Linked DNA regions of Homo sapiens: region 1 is linked to region 2. A link is a loop called in an ENCODE intact Hi-C map of the cell type or tissue named here. Cell type or tissue: heart right ventricle. All regions are shown on one strand. Links, peaks and the distances in the headings refer to the core of each region. The heading gives the core; the rest is flanking DNA.

What was found. A loop is a pair of places that touch in the nucleus more often than their neighbours do. Peaks named below come from ENCODE experiments on the same cell type or tissue, not always from the same donor. Only the 100,000 strongest peaks of a DNase experiment are listed, where the experiment ranks them.
Region 1: it touches region 2 in a loop (3.0-fold over the local background); 6 of 110 quality-filtered maps call a loop at or near these places.

Annotation. Positions count from the first base shown.
Region 1 is chr16:10,616,161-10,619,072 of GRCh38, forward strand. No RefSeq gene overlaps it. Among named protein-coding and RNA genes, the nearest start is that of EMP2, 37 kb to the left of the region's middle. In heart right ventricle, for the core only: a CTCF peak has its summit at 1,313; DNase peaks (open chromatin) are centred at 671 and 1,271; H3K27ac peaks cover 2,297 bases.
Region 2 is chr16:10,735,622-10,738,533 of GRCh38, forward strand. No RefSeq gene overlaps it. Among named protein-coding and RNA genes, the nearest start is that of NUBP1, 6.8 kb to the right of the region's middle. RefSeq lists an enhancer at 2,087-2,136. In heart right ventricle, for the core only: CTCF peaks have their summits at 1,634 (motif pointing left) and 1,836; DNase peaks (open chromatin) are centred at 1,060 and 1,650; H3K27ac peaks cover 1,056 bases.

The sequences.
Region 1 (2,912 bases), core at 167-2,666, 120 kb before region 2:
TGACCTCCCAAAGTGCTGGGATTACTGGTGTGAGCCACTGCACCCGGCCCCTTGTGTTTTAAGACCAGGATCGGCTACATAATTTTCAGGGCTCAGCGCAAAATGAAAACACAGAGTTCCTTGTTCAATATTACAAGGAATTTTAAGATGGCACTTCTGTGTGATTGTACAGGTGAATGTCCATGAAGCCAGCCGTAAATAAGACCATAGATTAAGAGAGCAAAGTCAGAATCCAAGATGCCACCTACCCAGTCTGTTCCACCCTACCTGAGTCAGGAGGGCTGTGACCTCCTGGCTGTGAACACATCTCACCTCTCTGCCCCCAGGGAATCCCAGCCAAGGCGCACATTTTGAGAAAAAAAAAAAAAAAAAGAACTTCAGCAAATGCTCTGTGGAGCCCTAATGCTCGCTGTCTTGTGAAATCCTGGATCCAGGATTTCCGGGGAGCTGGGGGCTCCTTTCTGGGCCCCATGTGAGCTGGAGGCCAGTCTTCAAGAAAGGAAGGGCAGAGCTCAGACTGCTTCTGTGAAATGCACTCAGGAGTGGGCTGAGGATTTTTGATTTCCCGGGACGCCTGCTCCAGGGAGCCCGCAGCAGCAGGAGCGAGTCCTGGCCTGTCCAACGCTCTCACCCTTCACCCTCAAGTCACCCAGTTGGCCACACTCTCCTGGGGGGGGCGGAGGTGGAGGTTGGCAGAGTCTTCAGAGCCTTTTATTAAAACTTTTTGGGTGCTTTGTTCACGAGGCCTGGCAAAGTCCAGGGCTCTGGCTTACCCTGGTCTCTCCCTGTCCTGCCCCAAAGGTCACCACTGAGAATCCCAGTCCCTTGTCCTTTGGGGCACTCTCAGAGCTGCCCCTCTGGGGAGGGGGAGCCGATGGGCACAGGCCTCCTGTTAGCGGCAACCTCCGCCTGGGGTGCCTGGCCACACAGGCGATTCCCAGAGAGTGTGGGCGGCAGACAAACAAGCGTTCAGTGTCAGCACAGCCCACCCAGCTCTGAAATGCCTCCTTTCTGTCTCCCGGGGGTGGGGCCTGACAGTAACCCCTGGGCCCAGTGACAGCAGGGGCCACCCACTCCCTAGCGCCCCTACCTCCCACTCCTCCTACTTTGCAGATTCAGCCCTCCCCTCCCATCAAGGGGCAGGGACAAGGCCAGCTCTGCAGGGTGTGGGCCAGTTGGTTTTTGATCTCAAAGATACTGTTCATCCCAGCCTGGGCAGGGCACTGGGAAAGCCTGTGGCTCCTCCCGCCCTCTCTTTCCATTTCCTGCCCCCTCAGGCGCCCTGCCAAGCTAGAAATCCTGAAATGCAGGCTGCAGCCTCTTGTGGGTGCTGGCCTGGCTGCAGGGTAGGAAGCCAAGAGGCAGGAGAGCTGGGGAAAGAGGCTGGCTCCTTCTGCTACCCCCAGTCCCTCCTCCCTTCACCCCTACACTCTCACAGCAGATGGAGGAGCCCCACCACCACACCTGACCTCCAGAGCAGAGGCGATGTTCACAGAACCTGAAATTAACAAATACAGACGGAGAGGGGCTCCGATGGAGAGATTGGCAGGGAGAGAGGAGCTGTTTGAAATCCAGGACATACCGTGGTGAAAGGAATACTTCAATTCCAAGTTTAACACTTGGAGGAACTGGAAGGGGAGGGAAAAGAGAGGAAAGCGGTGCATGGCAGGATCTGGAGAGGGAGAGGGAGCAAGGGAGCAGGTGCAGCTACTAGAATGCATGACCTGAAGTGCAAAATGCTCAAAGCAGTTGCCTAGCAATATCCCGATGCCCAAAAGGCACATCTTCATTGCTGTCATTGTTACCCTGTCCTGTCTGGGTCATCAGTTCCCCAACAGGTGTAACCGATTCTCTGCCTCCACCTGACTTTGGGGAGAGATGCCCTCCCAGCAGGAGGTGGGTCCAGCTACATCAGGGTGGGTACTTGTGTCCTCTTCCCATACTCGCCTCAATCCTGGACCCCATTTGGGTTTTATTAACATCCTGTTCACTCTCTCTCAGCTCTGATTCCCAGCGCCCACATCATCCACCTTGGCATTCTTCTTGTGGGCTAGTCTTGCGTAGGCCGGGTAAGAAGTACAGTATGCTCAGAATTGAATCACAGTTAGTTACTGTGACTAATTTCATTCATTCTATAGCCATCCATCCACTTAATAAAAATGTCTTGAGCCAGATCCCATGCCAGACACTGTGCTGGAGGTGGGGTTGCAACGATAAAGAAATGGTGGTGCCCACTTCCTGGCGCTTAGAACCTAGGGTAGGGGCGTCCCTCTGCTGCCAGCCCGTGGTGGTGGTTCAACATCACCCATCTCCCTCTCTCCGAGCTTCTGACTCTAGGGATAGGAAAGGGTCAAGCAATCTGTATTTTTAAAACATATATATTTCACATGACTCTATTTTCAAGGCAGTTTGGGAAACTACATTCTAAGGAAAGGAAATCTACTGGACTGGGGAAAAAAAGAAGCTGACAGGACCCATCAGCGAGATCCAGTAAGGCTTTCCTGGGAAACTGACTGACAGCTGTGACCTCAAGCACAAGGCTGTGAACTGGGGGAAGAAGGGAGGGACACGGACCAATGTTCAGGGAGGAGGGAACAGCACGCGCGAAGACCCTGATGTGGGAAAGTGCAGCTCGGGGGTAATGGGGAGCTGGAGAAGTGGCAGTGAGTTGAAGCCGCAGATGGGGTGTCCTAGGAGCCCTGGGGAGCCCTGGGAGGGTTTTGTGCAAGAGGCCTGCTGTGATCGTTGTTTTGAAAAGGTTTCTCATTCAGCAGATGCCTGTACTGAGCCATACAGGCCCCGTGACAGGTTCTGGCAGAATCAGGCTTCTCTCCCAATTCCCTCTTCCTATCGGGCCCTGGCTAGCCCGGCTTCTGCAGGCCTTGGCAGAGGGAGGAGGGGAAGCCCAAGTG
Region 2 (2,912 bases), core at 130-2,629:
TCCAAGGTTGTCTGTAACCTATGCATCTATTGAAATATTTAAAATCCAAGGTTGTCTGTACCCACTGCTGGCAAGAATATGGAGCAGTTAAAAGTCTCATATCCTGCAGGTGAATATGCATAATCACTATGGAAAACAGTTTCGTAGTTTCTTTTTTTTTTTTTTTTTTTGAGACAGAGTCTCGCTCCATTGCCCAGGCTGGAGTGCAGTGGTGCGATCTCGGCTCACTGCAAGCTCAGCCTCCTGGGTTCAAGCGATTCTCCCACCTCAGCCTCCCGAGTAGCTGGGACTACAGGCCACCATGCCCGGCTCATTTTTTGTATTTTTAGTAGATATGGGGGTTTCACTGAGTTAGCCAGGATGGTCTCGATCTCCTGACCTCGTGATCCACCCGCCTTGGCCTCCAAAGTGCTGGGATTACAAGCATGAGCCACCGTGCCGGCCTCGTAGTTGCTTAAAAGTTAAATGCACATCTACCATTCCACTCCTAGGTATTTAAGCAAGAGAAATGAAGATACACGTCACTATGAAGACCTGCACAAAAATGCTCACGGCAGCTTTATTTGTAACACCCCAAAACTGGAAACAGCCAAATGTCCATTAACAGATAAACTAGTATAATCATACAATGGAATACCACATAGCAACCAGAGGAAACGAGCTTCATACACGCAACAATGTGGATGAAACGAAAATAAATATGCTGAGTGAAAGAAGCTGAATTAAAAAGCGTGCATGCTGTATGATTACATTTATATAAAATTCTAGAAAATCCAAACTAATCTACAGTGAAAGAAAACAGGTCAGTGATTGCTAAAGAACAAGAGCGGACCACAAGGAAACCTTTGGGTACATACATATGTCAAAACTTGGCAATTGTATACTTACAATATGTGCAGTTTGTTGTATATCAGGTATACCTCAACAAAGCAGCTTAAGAAATAAACCGGCCGGGAGTGGTGGCTCACGGCTGTAATCCCAGCACTTTGGGAGGCCAAGGCGGATGGATCACCTGATGTCAGGAATTCGAGACCAGCCTGGCCAACACGGCGAAACTCCGTCTCTACTAAAAATACAAAAATTAGCCGGGCGTGGTGCCAGGCACCTGTAATCCCAGCTACTCAGGAGGCTGAGGAAGGAGAATCGCTTGAACCTGGGAGGCGGAGGTTGCAGCGAGCCGAGATTGTGCCACTGCACTCCAGCCTGGGAGACAAAGCGAAACTCTGTCTCATTAAAAAAAGAAATAAACTGATAATTACTAACACCTATATAGGGCTTGAAAGTGCCAGACACTCTAAAAAACTGTTTTACTCATTAACTTGTTTAATCTTCCCAACAATAATTCCTTGAATATTATTGTTGACATTTTTCAGAGACGGAAACTGAGACAGGGAGCCTGAATGCGAACACCTGGCATTCAAGGATCCACGTCCTTTCCAGTTTCTCTCTATATAATGCATCTGAGCCTTGTTTTTCGACTCAATTATGTGTTGAACACCTGGTGTGTATATAGCCCCTTGTTATATTTGCCGGATCCCAGGGAAGAAGCAGAAAATTTTCTACACCTAAACTTAATTTTGTTTCCATTGCCTGAGTACCTTGATCATAGGTGGGGGGAGAGCTCCACCTGCTGGTATAACTAAGGAACCGCAGGCACTTCCTGTGTTTTCTAAGGGTGCTCGCTGACCTTGTTTGAATATTTAAAGTGCCCCTGTCTGGCTGAAATTTTTAGCCGCTGTAACCAGGTTTTAGTCTTGTTTCATCCACTAATCTTTTTTTTTTTTTTGGTAAGGCAGATTCTCGCTGTGTTGCCCAGGCTGGAGGGCAGTGGTGAGATCGCCTGCCAGGCTCAAGCGATTTTCCTGCCTTGCAGCCTTCCGAGTAGCTGGAACTACAGGCGCACACCACCACATCCGGCTAATTTTTATATTTTTAGTAGATACAGGGTTTCACCATGTTTGCCAGGCCGGTCTCAAACTCATGACCTCAGGTGATCCACCCACCTCGGCCTCCCAAAGCGCTGAGATTACAGGCATGAGGCACCACGCCTGCCCAGTTTCCCCCATTTTTAACATCTTGCATTAGTGTGGTACATTTGTCACAGTTGATGAACCAATATTGACACATTATTATTAAATAAAGCCCATGGTTTATATTAGGCCTCACTCTTGGTGTCGTACGTTCTATGGGATTTGACGAATGCATAATGACATGCATCCACCATTACATAGTCACACAGAGCAGCTTCCCTGCCCTAAAAGTTCCCTGGGCTCCCGTTTACCCCTTATCCCCTCCCACCCGCTGAACTCCTAGCAACCCTGATCTTCGGACTCTATAGTTTTACTAATTTATTTTTAAAATTATTTTGAAGTCTATTTAAATCCTTGGCACTTACTTAGCTTTGTAAATTTAACTTTCATTTTTAGTCATTATTCACCATCTTCAGTCAGAGGAACTGAAATAAAAAAATTTAAATTTAAATTTAAAATCTAGTCTTTCAAAATCACAGAACTAAGTAAGTGTAAAGGAAAATTACACAAAATTTCAAATGCTAATTTTTGTTAAGTTTATGGCATTCATACTTCGGAAGTTGTTAGAATGGAAAACCGTGCTCAGACTTCTGGAACGCAGTGTGTTCAGTTCCGCAGGCCAGGAATGGCCTCCATGGGGAGATGCTGCTGAGACTTGGCCTGTCACAGAGGACTGGGCCACAGCCAGATAGGCGAGAGACAGGCAGTGGCCTTTCCTGGCAGAAGGGCCTGTGTGAGTGACAGCAATGAACTAGGGTGCCAGGCAAAGGCCAGCTGTTTAGTGAATAGACTCGATATTCTCAGTGACACTCAGGCTGGAAGGGTCAAAATGAGTCATGCAGGCTACTGAACACCATATGAAAACTGGGCCTTATCCTGTGG